2 separate regions of the Homo sapiens genome follow, and region 2 is linked to region 1. The links are chromatin loops, found by intact Hi-C in ENCODE. Cell type or tissue: natural killer cell. All regions are shown on one strand.

The links. Peaks named below come from ENCODE experiments on the same cell type or tissue, not always from the same donor. Only the 100,000 strongest peaks of a DNase experiment are listed, where the experiment ranks them.
Region 2: it touches region 1 in a loop (8-fold over the local background); 36 of 110 quality-filtered maps call a loop at or near these places.

The regions. Positions count from the first base shown.
Region 1 is chr4:67,324,001-67,332,000 of GRCh38, reverse strand. No RefSeq gene overlaps it. Among named protein-coding and RNA genes, the nearest start is that of CENPC, 220 kb to the left of the region's middle. In natural killer cell, CTCF peaks have their summits at 4,353 and 4,554 (motif pointing right); a DNase peak (open chromatin) is centred at 4,580.
Region 2 is chr4:67,084,986-67,092,985 of GRCh38, reverse strand. No RefSeq gene overlaps it. Among named protein-coding and RNA genes, the nearest start is that of CENPC, 460 kb to the left of the region's middle. In natural killer cell, no CTCF peak of the experiment used is centred here; a DNase peak (open chromatin) is centred at 4,875.

The DNA of each region.
Region 1 (8,000 bases):
CTGGGAGCAAAATCTAATTGCTCAGTAGGTCTTCCCAGGAGGAAGAGCAGCTTTTATTGGGGGAGTGTCCTGGAGGAGATGAAACAGGACTGCCCTGAAGAGGCTGCTTCCTTCCCCTCAGGATGATGACTACGCCCGTGGTCAACTATAGGATTAATAGTTAAAACCAATGGGTAAGAGGGAGCTGTCAAATGTTAGAGTGAGAAATGCTTTGCCATAACTCATGCTTTTCATGATGAGAGATTTTCTGTAAACACACTCCTGGTTCATTAACTATGCCCCTGTGAAAGGGTCCTTTTGAAAAGAATAATGGGGTGTGCATAGCTCCGTTCCTGTCTTTCTTCCTCTTGGAAGAAGTCAGAAGGTCGGGAGGGCTTCTCTGCTTCTCCCTGTTCAGGCAGCTCCTGCCTCCCACCTGCTCACCACTTCTGGGGATTTGAGCCAGGTCCGTTGCTACCATTACCAGGTGGGGAGTTCTTATTTCTGGCACAAGTCACATCCTGCAAGTTGCCTTCATTTGCTACTCATTGTGATATTTTTATCTGTCTTCTGCAATTTCTTTGTTTTATTTATCAAATTATTCAATTTGAGAAACTTAGACCGGGAAGAAGCACGCTAATTTTTTAAAAATCACTCAGAGGTTCCAGCAGGTACCCAGGTACCCAGAAATAAGGTGCAATGTGAAGTTTTAGTCTTTACTACGAGTATAAATTATTGTCCTGTTGAAGTGTATGGGTTTTCCTCTGGGCCAAGATAGGCATCTTAAGGTCAGAAAATCCCTGCAATTTTAATAATTTATCCTTTAAATCTAATGGATTGCAAGAACATATTGTTTATGTGTAGAGTCAGCAATCGGTCATTATCCAGGGCAAGACAGGAATATAACTTCGGAGCCCTGAGGAATGCAAAGTTTCGGTGCTCTGTAGCTTCTCAACGCGGCTTATGTAACTAAAATTTTTTAAAAATACTTGTACTATAGAATAATAGTAATAGCAAGATTCTAAGCATTTCTTCCATACCAAGTACTTTACTAAGTGCTCTGCATACATTAGTTCATGTACTTATCATAGCAAACCTTTGACTTAGATACTATTTTTATGACTATTCTATAGATGAAGAAAATAGCTAGTTTATGGTAGAGCTGGGATGCAGCTGTAGGTTTATTGACTCCAGAGTCCATGCTGTTAACTATGATACTACACTGCTGCTAAAAATAAAATAATAGCAATTAAACAAATGCAAGGATGTTCAATAAAGTGCTCTTTTCACCCCATGAGAACTCTATTTGTTCTTATTCTGAAATATTACATAACAAAGTATATAAATGGATCTCTCTCTTACTTTTTTTTTCCTCTCTTTCCTTGTCTCCCTCCCCTTGGTATTCTTGTTTTGCTGGGACTTTGTCTTAGTTCATTCAGGATGCTATAACAAAATACTATAAACTGGGTAGCTTATAAACAATAACAATTTATTTATCACCACCCTGGAGGGTGGGAAGTCCAGGATAAAGGCAGATTGAGTGTCTGCTGAGGGCCCACTTCTGGCTCATAGACAGTTCATTCTTTATTTTATTTTATTTTGTTATTCTTATACTTTAAGTTTTAGGGTACATGTGCACAATGTGCAGGTTTGTTACATATGTATACATGTGCCATGTTGGTGTGCTGCACCCATTAACTCATCATTTAGCATTAGGTATATCTCCAAATGCTATCCCTCCCCTCTCCCCCCACCCCACAACAGTCCCTGGAGTGTGATGTTCCCCTTCCTGTGTCCATGTGTTCTCATTGTTCAATTCCCACCTATGAGTGAGAACATGTGGTGTTTGGTTTTTTGTCCTCGCGATAGTTTGCTGAGAATGATGGTTTCCAGTTTCATCCATGTCCCTACAAAGGACATGAACTCATCATTTTTTATGGCTGCATAGTATTCCATGGTGTATATGTGCCACATTTTCTTAATCCAGTCTATCATTGTTGGACATTTGGGTTGGTTCCAAGTCTTTGCTATTGTGAATAGTGCTTCAATAAACATACATGTGCATGTGTCTTTATAGCAGCATGATTTATAATCCTTTGGGTATATCCCCAGTAATGGGATGGCTGGGTCAAATGGTATTTCTAGTTCTAGATCCCTGAGGATATCGCCACACTGACTTCCACAATGGTTGAACTAGTTTACAGTCCCACCAACAGTGTAAAAGTGTTCCTATTTCTCCACATCCTCTCCAGCACCTGTTGTTTCCTGACTTTTTAATGATCGCCATTCTAACTGTTGTGAGATGTTATCTCACTGTGGTTTTGATTTTCATTTCTCTGATGGCCAGTGATCATGAGCATTTTTTCATGTTTTTTGGCTGCATAAATGTCTTCTTTTGAGAAGTGTCTGTTCATATCCTTCGCCCACTTTTTGATGGGGTTGTCTGTTTTTTTCTTGTAAATTTGTTGGAGTTCATTGTAGATTCTGGATATTAGCCCTTTGACAATTCACTCTTAACATGTCCTCACAAGATGGGAAAGGTGAGGAGCTCTCTAGGGCCTCTTTTACAAGGGCACCAACTCCACTCATGTGACCTAAATCTCCTTCCAGGGGCCGACCTCCTAATATCATCACTTTGGGAGTTAGAATTTCAATACATGAGTTTTGTGGGCACACAAATATTCCTATCATAGCAGACTTTAAATGTATTCTTATCTAGCTATTGGGTCTCCCAACAGTGACGTTGAGTGAAGACTTGAGCTCTTAGCACTGAGTGTAGGTATAATAAAAATGCAGTGAGAGGAAATATTGGGGTGGAAAAGAATATACTACATTTTTTGCCTTCAAAGCCAAAAAGGAAGCAAATGACTTGTGAATCTCTTGGCTTTTGCAGCACTTTGAGTTCATATAATTAAATAAAAAGAATCAGAGAGATTGCTTACCTTCTAAGTCATTCTCCAAACTGCCTTACTTTCAACAAAATGAGTCATATTTACCCAATAATCTTTCAAAGGGGAGTATCTCTGGGACCTAAGATCTCCTTTTTAAAGGCTTTTTCTAGTTTGATTTGCTAAGACCTTTAGTTAAAATGCAGGTGTTTTCCTTGGAATCAAAATGGTTGTAATGGTGGATTTTTAATTATTAAGAAATTCTGGGGGCTAAAATTGTTATGATTCTATGCTTGTAAAGGTTGGATGACATATATTTGGAAACATTTATCTATACTTTATATCTACACAATCTATTCTTATACCTATGAGGGTAGAACAGAGCTATCTTGACCTCGACCAAAGAAAATTTGTTGTCAGCTTTTTTGTTGGATGACAAAATCCCTGGGGAAAAACTCTTTTATATTTTAATCTCATTTCTGTTGCACTGACAGCACAGCCCTTCTTTGCTGTGTCAAGAATTTATTAAGTTTTAATTAGACTGTGTGAAGGAAAATCACATTGTATGTTGGAATCACTTTTGGATTACCCAATTGCTAGACTAAGAGAATGCTTAAAATACCAGCCAAATGAAAAGAAGGGAAAAATTCAGAGACAGAGAGAGAGAGAGAGAGAGATTTATAGAATTTGATATGTGCTTTTTTATGAATAAAAGCTTCTTCCATTTGGCAGACATGGACTAGGGTATTGGTGTTAACCAGAATCCACTGGTCCTACAAAATGTTTTCCCAGTTTCATTATTGTAGATTTATTTTTCTATCCTTTGGTCAACCCAAGCTCCTGATTCCTACATGTGTTCCTTGTTTTCTCCTTCCAGTTTATTTAAATTATTGTATTAATTATCATTATTTTAGAAGTCCTAACTATCAGGTTCCGAGTGTTATTGTACAAATTTGTGACACTGAGATCTTCATCATAGTCTTGTCTTGGCTTCCAGTCTGTTGAGCAGTGAGCAGGCTGTGCATTAACATTTAGAATACCTTCGCTGACACAATGACCCAGTCATTTGCCACACAGATGTAATCAAATCTATTAATGCCTTTATAGATCAAATTTATTTCTTCTTTATGGAAAGCAGTTCAAGAGAAATGGTACAAAGGAACAAAGGGGTTGCTGTCTAGTGGGTATAGATGAGGGAGTTTTCCCCTTCCAATTGCCTCATAAATCAAGGGGAGCATTTCTTGTTTAGCAATAAACTCTTGAGCTGAAACTTGGACTGAATGTAATTCTCTTTGGAATGAGATAAGAATGGGTAAGGAAATTAGTTGTTTTTGAAAGTAGACATATAAAAGAAATATTAGTACAATATCTGGCTGAAATCTTATGAGGCACCCTGCTCCAGTAATTGCCATTAAGGTCCACTGTCTTATCTAAGACAATTCTGAAATCAGTTTTTTTTTTTAAGCCACATTATGAGGAAAGGTTTTTTATTTGTACTTCCATGTGTGCAGGGGTGTTTTGTACATTATGAATTTGTATTGACTCCAAATTTGTGCTGGCATTTATATGGAAAGAGGGTGGAAAAATTAAGTATTCAGGTAGAAGGGAAATTGAGTGACGGAATTTAACGCAATTCAGAATACAATAATCTATCGGCTTTCCAGGCCATAGCAAGACATGGCCACTAGAGGTCAGTAAAAGGCAAGCGAATGAGAAAGCTTTAGGCAGGAAGCTTCCCCACACCCAGGTGGTTCCTCAGATTCAAGGCTCGTATTTTGAAAGGCTTTCTTTCAAAAATGACTAAAAAGTGGTATTCAAGGTTTCATGGGAGAGGGGAACAAAATAAAGAATGTCGCCTCTAAAAAAATGAAACTGTGAAAAAAAATGTTTGAAGAGGTTTCACTGTAGAAAACCTTTCTTTTGTGATTGCTACCTAAGAATGAAAAGGGATATTTACCTTTACTGGCCCTTTGGGCTTAGATTTTAGCTGGTGTGACAAAGCCTATTGCACAGTTTCTGTGTCTTCCTGCAGTATCGGAAGGCGACTCCCCACTCCGGCTCCAACAGGACATTTTACTTTACTTTCCTTAATGGCATTTATTGCATTGTTAATTTTTCATGTATGCACCCTTCTCTTGTACTAGTTTGCAAGATTCTTGATGACAGAAGTCTGGTCTCAAGCATTTAAAAATTCTTAGTACATGGACACTGCTTGACTAAAACATGGCAATATAAATGTTTGTGTAACATGTATATAAATAAATTCACAATGTTTTCATTATGCGTTGCTTACAACAGGGATGCGTTCTGAGAGACACGTTGTTAGGCAATATAGCCTTTGTGAGAACATCATAAAGTTTACTAACTCAAATCTAGATAGTATATTGTACTACACACCTATGCTACATAGTATAGCCTATTGCTCCTACGCTACAAACCTGTACAGTCTGTTACTAGAATGAATGGTGATTATAACATGATGGTATTTCTGTATGTAAACATATAAAAGGTACATTAAAAATAAGGTATTATAGTCTTACAGTGTTTTGGGACCACATATATGCACATCATCTTTATGTGGCACATAACTATATTATTTACAATGTATAATAGTATTTTTGTGTGTGTGTGTCATTTTCATTCTTCTATCTTTCCTCTTATAAAACCATTCAGAATGATTATGTCTTAATTTTGCCTGTTCACTTATCAATTTCCAGTCAAATTCAGAACTAAAAACTAATGTCTTTATATGTAAAATGCAGTAGAAAAAGAGATCACTGTCACTTTAACCATAACCAATTTTATTCCGTAAAATCAAGAAGGATTTCAGAGCTTTTCAAATTGATGGGTGTTAGTCTGTCAAGCAGTGAATTCTGGCCTTCAATTCTCAAGTTGTCTGACTATTTCACAGACCTGCTGCATGATGGAAGGCTATTGAATATTACTCAGACATTGACCATTATGTTATTTTCTTCTGGCATCCATTAAGCACTTTTCCTTTAAGATGGGCTTCTGTTGTTTCCCCTTTCTTTGTGTATTTGGAAATCCTGTACAGGAAGCAAGAACCCAGTCTAAAAACCAGAGCACTCTCAGCTTTGGCATCCACATCTTTCCTGGTAGGTGGCTCAACGTGGTGCCTTTGAACACACGGCCCCAGTGGGAGCCCTATTATCTGCTAAATATTTCTGGAAATGTTTATACAGAACATGGAGCACAGCAGGCTGTCCCCCACCCCTACACTGATGGCTTAAGCCTTTGAAATGGCAAATGCATAGACCTCCTAAGCTCCTCCAACAGCCCCTGCTGTTGACATTTTCAAAGTTAACATATAAAATGATTCAATTGAAATAATATTTTTGAAGATCTTACTGCCCAAACTTTATCAAGGCTCACAAATTAGCTCCAGGATGACATTTGACTTAGGTAGAGTGTGGGAATTTAAAAAGAAAATCTCACAGATTACATTAAAGCGGATCCCATTGTGACATCCAGAATGTATTGCCCAAACCTCTCCTTGTACAGTTGAGGCTGTTTTTTGACTTTCTGGTGTCATTTCCAGACATGCAGTCCTAATATGTGAGAGCTCCATGACCCCTCAGACGCCTTCGCGCAGAACAACACCTTCGCTTTAGAGGTGAAGAAATCAAGGCTCTTGGAGGATATTTGAAGTAACTCCAGATATGGGATGTTTGAATATTCTTTTGGCAAGATTTACCCCATCAGTTTTATTGACTCATTCCAGGTATGATAATTGGGAATGGGGGGATTACTGTTTGATTATATCACCGAACCACAACATCCTAGTATCACAGATAGCAAGGGAGCCATCTATCTGATATGCAAATGGATACAGCTGGCTAATAGCACCTTTAGTGATGAAAGCCATCCTCCTTCCTCTATCTTTTCTTTCCCCCTTTAGTCTTGAAAAGAGGTACATGTGGAAAAGAAGTGGGATATGTATATAAGAAAAAAATCTGATTTCAAAGTAGAGTGTTCATTCTCACACTACTATAAAGAACTGCCTGAGACTGGGTAGCTTATAAAGAAAAGAGGTTTAGTTGACTCACAATTGCACAGGCTGTACAGGAGGCATGTCTGGGGCGGCCTCAGGAAATTTACAATTATGGCAGAAGGGTGAAGGAAAAGCAAGAACATCATCTTCACATGGTGGCATAAGAGTCATGAGAGAGAGAGAGTGAATGAAAGGGCAAGTGCAACACACTTTAAAGCAACCAGATCTCGTGATAACTCACTATCATGAGAATAACAAGGGAGAAATTCACCCCCATGATCCAATCACCTTCCACCAGCTCCCTCCCCTAACACTGGGGGTTACAGTTAAACATGATATTTGGGTGGGGACACAGAGCCAAACCATATAATAGAAGTAAGTTGGAAATAGTGACATAATGAGTAAAGCTGGGCTCCCAGATCAAATCTCTTTCCTAAAGTTTTGCCAAGAAGTATATCAAAAGTAGTAGTGGGCAGACTAAGCAAAGTTAAAGTTCTTTAGTGATAATGCAAGAGAGGCTGCTTTATTTATTTTTTTAAGACAATTTCTTTAGAGCAGTTTTAGAATCACAGAAAAATTGAGAGAAAGGTACAGAGATTTCCTATATATTCCCTTCCTGAACACATGCTTAGCCTTCCCCATTGTCAACACCCCTCACCAGAGTGGTATATTTGTTACAATTGATGAACCTATTGTATTAGTCCATTCTCATGCTGTTATGAAGAAATACCTGAGACTGGGTAATTTATAAAGGAAAGAAGTTTAATTGACTCCCCAGCAGGGCTGGGGAGGCCTCAGGAAACTTACAATCATGGCAGAAAGGGAAACAAACACATCCTTCTTCATATGGCAGCAGCAAGGAAAAGTGCAGAGCGAAGTGGGGAAAAGCCCCTTATAAAACCATCAGATCTCATGAGAACTCACTCACTATCACAAGAACAGCATGAGGTAACTGCCCCCATGATTCAATTACCTCCCACTGGGTCTCTCCCAAGACATGTGGGGATTATGGGAACTATAATTCAAGGTGAGATTTGGGTGGGAACACAGCCAAACCATATCATTCCACCCCGGACCCCTCCCAAATCTCATGTCCTCATATTTCAAAATACAATCATGCC
Region 2 (8,000 bases), 240 kb after region 1:
TAGATGGACTAGGGAGAGCATCAGTCATCCCTGGGAGATGCTTTAGACCCAGAAAATGACTTCCTATGATCTCACCTGTGATGAGATGAGACCTTTTCTTATCTCATGAAATAATCTCTCTTTTTCCTCTCTTGTATTTTTTCTTTCTGTCCAATGAGGAAAACAAAAACAAAGAAAAAAATGAAAAAAAGAAAAGAAAGCAAAACAACACAAAACTACCAAACCAACAACTGGAAAACCCAAAGCTTGTAAACTGTTTACAGGAAACCAAATAGTATTTCCTGGGACATGAGATGAATATGAGATGGCGTTTTTTATTGTCACTTTGGGTACAGAGGCCGAAGGTCATTATCTAACAGGCATACAAATGGAATCAATCTCTCCCTCAAAGAGCCTGTCAGATGCACCTGAGCCTTCCCGGGTGTTTGCAGAGTGGTTCATGGTCAAAGGCAAGAATGGATATTGGCACTTCAGGGGAAACTATATTTTCCTGTCAATAGACAGAAGATTGCAGTGTCCTAGACAGGTAATCAGTTATCAAGGACCACAATCAGCTCACGTTTAAACATTAAACAGGTGGGGCAGGAGACAAGCAAAATTTATCATGTTTACTAGTTTTGCCAACAACCAAAGAACTGCTTTATTCTTTTTAATCAGTTCTAATCTGTGCTTCTTTATATCTATTTTGAAAGACATTCAATAATTTTTTCCCCTTGGCAAACGCTTGGTGGATTCATAGAGTCAAAAGTCTATATTTCTATAAGTATATATTTTTTAAAATCTCCCATTTTTCTCTTGGCTTTGGTTAGCTATATGTGTGTACAAATCAGTCCCTATGACACCCAGTTTCTATGCCAGTTTGGTGAATGGTGTGGGGAAAGAAATTGAAAAAGGCTAAAGCAAACCTTCTCCTAAGATTAAACAGTATGTGGTTTGTTAAGTTTTTTTTTTTTTCCTATTCCACCATTAAAAGTAAAGAAGAATGGCTTTTCTTTTTTTTTCCTGATTAGAAGGCTTCACTGGATTTGTGGCAAATAAATTGACAAGTGAGGGCACTGATGACAAGAGAGTGATAATTGATGGTGGCAGGTGGGGGCCTGGTGTACTGGCATGTCCTGTGGAGGGTGAGCCAAGGACATCTATCAATCAAATTGGTGACAGCAGCCAGGGAGACTTAATTGGAGATTCATTGAACCTTTAATGTTGTGACAGAGAAAAATAAGGATGCTTAAAAGGCTCCTGGGCTATTTCTTTTCCTTCATTCCAACAATTCTCATAGAAAGAATGGAAAGTGGACATTGCTCCAGGGTTGAACATTCATTGTTTCCATCAAAGTTAATCACATTTTTTTTTTTAGGAAGCAAAGTAGTGAAAGTATTTACCATTAGTCCAATGTGGAATGAAATCTATACCTGGAGCTTTAGGGATTCGACTGTTCTGTGGTGTTAGCATAATCAGGGATGTTTAGCAAGTGTTCAGACACCATGTGCTTAACACTGAGTGTCAACTAGGGTGCAAATATTGTCTGCTGGAGTGTGGATTCCAGGCATCATAAGGAAAAAAGTCCTTTTCCTAATTTAATAATCTTCTCTTCATTCTTCTAAAAAGTTCTCTATACAATCCAGATGTAAATATTTTTCTTTTTTTTGTGTGTTGTTGTTGCCAGAGGTTCAACATAATTTTATTTCTTATTTGGAAAATGAAAGAATTCAGTAGAGCTATTTTCCCTTTAGGCACAGTACAGGAGGTTTTTCTTAAAATTAGTAGTGCAGGAAAAATCCCAACAGTTCAAGACACTGTATGTGGATATAATGTGTGAAAAGATAAGTAAGATGGTCTCTGTCATCCAAGATTATATATTTTTATATTTATGAGTTTATACATTTATTTATTCATTCTAAATCATAAGTTTGGGCACTTACTATGCATAGTGATTTGTTAGGCCAAGTCTAAGATCAATAGGACCTCGTTATTTCTTGGAAGGAATTTACTGTTTAGTGAGGGAAGACAGATATATGTACTGAGACATTAAATATTGCAATGTTCTAGGTAAGAATTGAGAGTTGTGATATCACAGTCTAGGATGGTAGAGGCTGCAGATATCAGGCCACTTAAGTGACAATTTTTGTCTTTTGAAAATTGCTAGAATACTGCTTCAAAAAGATTGGAAAGAAAGTAAAGATCCTAGACTTGCTATGGCAGAGATTTTATACTTAATGGCATCCCCATTTAGCCAAATTTTTAAGTCATAGACAGCAGAGAGGGATTACCTACCTCTTCCACCACTTTCTCACAGTTTGAAATTCAGCATTTTGCCATAACTTTTTTCTACAAGGCACTGAATACAAACATTTCCCTTTAATTACTAAATGGAGGAATAGTAATTTAAATTAGTAATTTTTAAATTTTACTAGTAGTAAATAAATTTTAGTAACTATAACTTTTAGTAATAGTAATTAAATAGTAATTTTAACTTTTTCATCATAATTTTAAAAGTTTCCAGAATGTCAGCATGTTGTTCCACCCAGTCACAATTTGCTTTTCCCTGTGCCAAGGCCCCAGTTCAGCATTTATTCTCCGTATTATGCACTTCAACAAGGGTTGACTGCTTGAAAGTCCTCCTGTTGGCTGAACTGTAAATAGGCTACAGATTACTCAATTGTCTTCCTCTAGAATCTTGTGTCTCTTTCCCTGCATATTTACAGATGCCTTGAAAAAACTCACAGAGGCAAAAATCACGGTAATCAGGAAACTGTAACCTGGCAAAAAATCTGTAGAGCCTCTCCTCATTATTGAGAACAGCTGCCACTAGCCAAGTGCATACTATACTTTTCAGGAAAAAAAAAAGTTCATTTAAAAGTAATTTGAGGCAGGTGGTATCATAGAAGAAAATAATTTTATTTATTTATTTATTTAAGACAGAGTCTCTCACTTTCACCCAAGCTGAAGTGAAGTGGCATGATTTCAGCTCACTGCGACCTCCGCTTCCCCGGGTTCAAGCAATTCTCCTGCCTCAGCCTCCGAAGTAGTTGGGATTACAGGTGCCTGCCACCACGCCTGGCTAATTTTTGTGTTTTTAGTAGAGACTGGGTTTTGCCATGTTGGCCAGGCTGGTATCAAACTCCTGACCTCAGGTGATCCACCTGCCTTGGCCTCCCAAAGTGCTAGGATTATAGGAGTGAGCCACCACACCCGGCCAAGAAAAGCATTTTAATTAGAATACTTGGAAGATACATTTTGAAAAGGAAGATTCTAGATTAAAATTTTGTGCTATATTTCATTGTGCTTTTTTCATTGAAAATGTTGATATAGGAAGAATTCTGTCATCTGTATCCCGTTTTTTCAGGCTCATCAAGTCTTATAATTAACTTTCCTAGGTCCTAGAAATATATTATTCCTAGGTTAGAATATTTTCTGTAGAATACAAATTATTTATAAACCATCAGCATGGGCAATGAGCCAGCTCAAGATTTTGTTAGAAACAAAAACATGAAAGTCAAAGTTAGAATGATTCTTTTAAAGTATTTTGGTCAAATCATCAATGTGGTAATCAAATCTCCTTTAGAACATTTTCTCCATGTGGTCTTCCATTCCAAGTTTGTACATGTGCAGCAAGGCAGACTCTACCTGCCATCTATCTCTGCTGTATTTGTATTCTATCTTTTAATGACTGTCTGTTAAATACTTTTTGTTAATGTTGGTAAGAAATCAATCTCTTTGTAGCATGTAGTCTCTGGACTGGATTCAGCATTTGTCTTTGGATATTTAGATTAACCAGAAAAACTCCACTTGAAAATTCCCCAACTGTTTGAAGATAGTTATTGTATCCCTTCCAAAACTCTAATTTTTTTAAAAAAATTAAACATTCTTCTTCCCCTTAGCCATCTTACCCATGTTATGGTTTTAAGTCCCTTCATTATCAAAAGTGCTTTGCTCTGTGCTGATGTAATTATGATCCAAGTGTCTCTAGGCACTTCTTAGAACATCTTGTCAAGACTTGAACACGACACCAGGAAAGGTTTGACCAGGTTTAGAGCAGGGAAACTTTTTCTTCCCTTACAAGTTGCATCTCTTAAATTTTTTTTTTCTTGCTGTATTCAGGCCTTTGATGGTTAATTTTATGTGTCAACTTCACTGGGTCACAGTGCCCAGATATGTGGTTAAACATTGTGGACATTCAATGAAGATGTTTTTAGATGAGATTAACATTTAGACTTAACATTAGATTTTGAGTAAAATAGATTACCCTCTATTAGTGGATGGGCTTCATCTAATCAGTTGAAGGCCTCAATAGAACAGACGGATTTCCCGAGTAAGAAGTAATTCAGCAGGCAGATGTTCTTCAGAGTTGAACTGCAACATCAACTTTTTCCTGTCTCCACCCTGCCGGACTACCCTGCAGATTTTGGATTTACCAAGCCTCTATAATTGTGTGAGCCAATTCCTTAAAAGAAACATGGATGTGTATAATACACACATACACACACACAATAGGATATGTGTGTGTGTATTATGTATTTTATATATATATATAATACATAATATGTATGTAATACACATACACATACAGATATCCTGTTTGTTCTGTTTCTCTGGAGAATCTTGATACAAATTCAAAATGACGGCCTGTATATTTTGTCATCTTGATTGTGTCATCTAATATATTTCTTTTCATCATCATCTTTGTGTCATCTACAAATTTGACAACAACAAGAGCTGGGTGTATTCTTTTTAGTCTAAGAACAATGGATTTTCTTCATTTTAATGATTATAAAATTACCTTTGATGGAAATGGTTCTTCATAGAGAAGCTTCTACCAACTATTGCTGATTATGCTTAGTGAAAGATTGAGAACATTAACACTGCATCTCAGCTCCCCCTGGTGGACACAACCCTCACAGACATTCTTCAATAGAATTGCCGAGTAGAGTAATAGATGTTATTGATAGAGTGTAAAGGCACATGGCTTACCGTAACCCTCCTTTTAAAAAGGTACTTGGATAACCATAAATTATGACACCCCTCTTGAGATTTTAACTATTTGTGAGACCCTGAGGCTCTCTCCTCACCATAATGACTTAAGGTTGTCACAGTGATGAGTAAGTTGTTTTATGAATATTCAAAATATTTAGAAAACAAATCATACAGACCTAATATAAAAATTATGATAACAGATTGTCTAACCTAGAACTATAAAACACCATTTGCTAACACAATCTTTATTAAATAAGCAGTAATAAGACATCTTACATTTTATTTTTCTAATTCTATTAGAATTATCTTAATGTAATACTTGCTATCTACCATTAAGTTTTTTTAATTATAAAAGAGTATAGCTTAAACTAAAGAAAAAAATCTTATATATATTAAGAATTACAAATAAAAGCTATGTATTGAGGGCCTGTTGTATTATATATACTCCATAAGGCAGTTTACATAGGTTAATATGCATATATTCGCAACAACTCTATAAGCTAAGTTGTTTTACCTTCATTCTGTATTTCAAGTTTGGCAAACTATGGCTTGTAGGCCAATATAGCCCTTGTATGGAACGTATTTTACACCCAGTGAGTTTAAAATGGTTTTCAAATTTTTAAATGGTTGGGAAAAATCAAAAGAAGAATAACATTTAATGACATGTGAAATCTTATAAAATTGAAATTTCTGTAAATAAAGTCTTATTGGCACATAGCTATATTCATTCATTTCCATATTATCCATGGCTGCTTCAATGCTATAACGACAGAATTGAGTAGTTACAGCAGAGACACTGTGCTATGGAAAGTCCAAAATATTTATTGTACTATCTGGCCCCTTACAGAAATCATTTACTGATTCTGCTGTATCTGATGAAAGTAAGGCTTCACATTTTTAAGTGATTTCTTCAAGAGACCTGAGGATAATCAAAGTAATAATTTCTTTGTTATTAGTTTCTTTTCTATCCCAAGTAATTGTGTAGTGAATTCTGTACTAAATATTAATATATGCATTTAGAGAAACAAATTTGAAACAGGATAAAAAGTGTTTTTAAACAAATTTAAGTCAATATTTACAAGGTTTTTTTGTGTGTGTACACAAGAAGTATATATTGGTAGAAAGACAAGTGACTGGAGTGTACAAATAAAATGGAGATGGAATGGACAGTTATAAACTCTTAAAATTCATAACCAGGCACTAAGATTTCATGGTTGTTCTATACAGTAGGTAAGCTTTTTGTCCCATCCTGGATTTATGTTTTTCCATTTCTAAGCATCAGTGATATGGTTCCATAATGTGGTATTGACAATGACGTTTAAGAGGAAACATAGAGATGCATAGACATGAATGGCTCCTGTGTTTATGAAGTGGTATCTGGAATTAAATAGGAAGATGCATGTGATATGCTTGGCAGAAACCCTAGTAAAATGTCAATAAACAATAATCATCATGATAGTTGTTAGAAAGTTATGGTTGGCATATCTATAATTTATTGGAGATATCCCTGGAATCTGGACACTGGGGCAGTCTTTCAGATCTTCGATATGTCTTATAGCATGGTTTCTAGTGCTAGATGATGAGGATTCAAGATGATTTAAAGACAGGAGTAATTATTTTACTGGAAAATACTGGTTAAATAGATTTTTTCCCTTTAGAAAGGCTACTGAACAACTAGAAGGTGGACATAAATATGTTGTTTCCTTTTACATTTGCTCTCTGGAGCCAGGAAGGGTTAAGAAAGAGATACTTCTTTCCTCTTAGTCGGGATTCATACAGAAATCAAGAGTGGGAAGGGGCCCTCATTACATCAGACACAGTTACTTTAAGGATGAGGAATCTGAGACCCAGATAAATAAAATAATCTGCCTAAAGCTGACCCAGAGTTAGTACGGGGCTCTGGACGATTTCATTATGTCATGATACCATTCTCTTCCAAATTCTAAGATTGGAAAATTTACCTCATATGAAGAGTGAATTTAATTTATCTTTATTCTAGTTTCCCTTCAAAGGCATGTCTTAATATACATGGATAAGTCATTTCAAAACCTCTAAGCCTAAGGTAATTTGCACTGCAAATTATTTCACACCATAATATCTATCTCAGAGCTTTTCCTGAGATGTAAAGTCCTTGATGATAAAACCGACTCCGTAGTAATAGTAGAGGACTTATTTGTATTGAGAATGCAGACTTGAGTGCAAAGGGGCCAGACAAGTAAAGACTGTATGTAAATTAGTAAAGGAGTAGGAGATGAAAGACAATAGGGAGTAGAGGAGAATGTGCTCAACTAGAAAAGAAAGAGCTAAAATATGGACAGCTGTTACTCAGCCCCATCTGATGGTTACCATGCATGCATGATTTTGAATTTGCTAAATCCTCTCAATTCAAAGAAGCTGAAAATCTAGACTTTTAAATGTGGAGACGTTCTGATTTCCTTATTACTGCATGGGTCAAACAAAACACATCTGCATCTCTACTAAAAATAAGAATAAAAAAAGAAATTAGCTGGGCTTGGTGCGGGGCGCCTGTAATCCCAGCTACTTGGGAGGCTGAGGCAGGAGAATCCCTTGAATCCTGGAGGCAAGGTCTCAGTGAGCCGAGATCGCACTACTGCACTCCAGCCTGGGCGACAGAGACGAAAAAAAAAAAATCTGTGGACTGGTTTAGACCTTTAGGAAGCATCATCAGCAATGAAAAATCATGATGTTTTCATTAAAAATAAGAGTTTTACATGCAATTTGGGTTGTAGGGTTTACAGTTTAATATTTTATGATTCTTTTTCCTCTTTTTTTAATCCCAGGAGCAAGAGCATGCCATGAATCTAGCCTGTAGATTCAGCGTGGCTTTCTGGCTCAAACTTAGACTGCATCAAACAGCTTTGCTTTTGTTTTCTGCTTGAAAAAACTGACACTTGTTATGGTTACACTCACTGTGTGAGCCATCCCCTGTTGACTTCTGGACAATCACTATAAATCTCTATTATTTCGCTGTTATTGTCTTGTTATACTAGCACTGTTGAGGCATC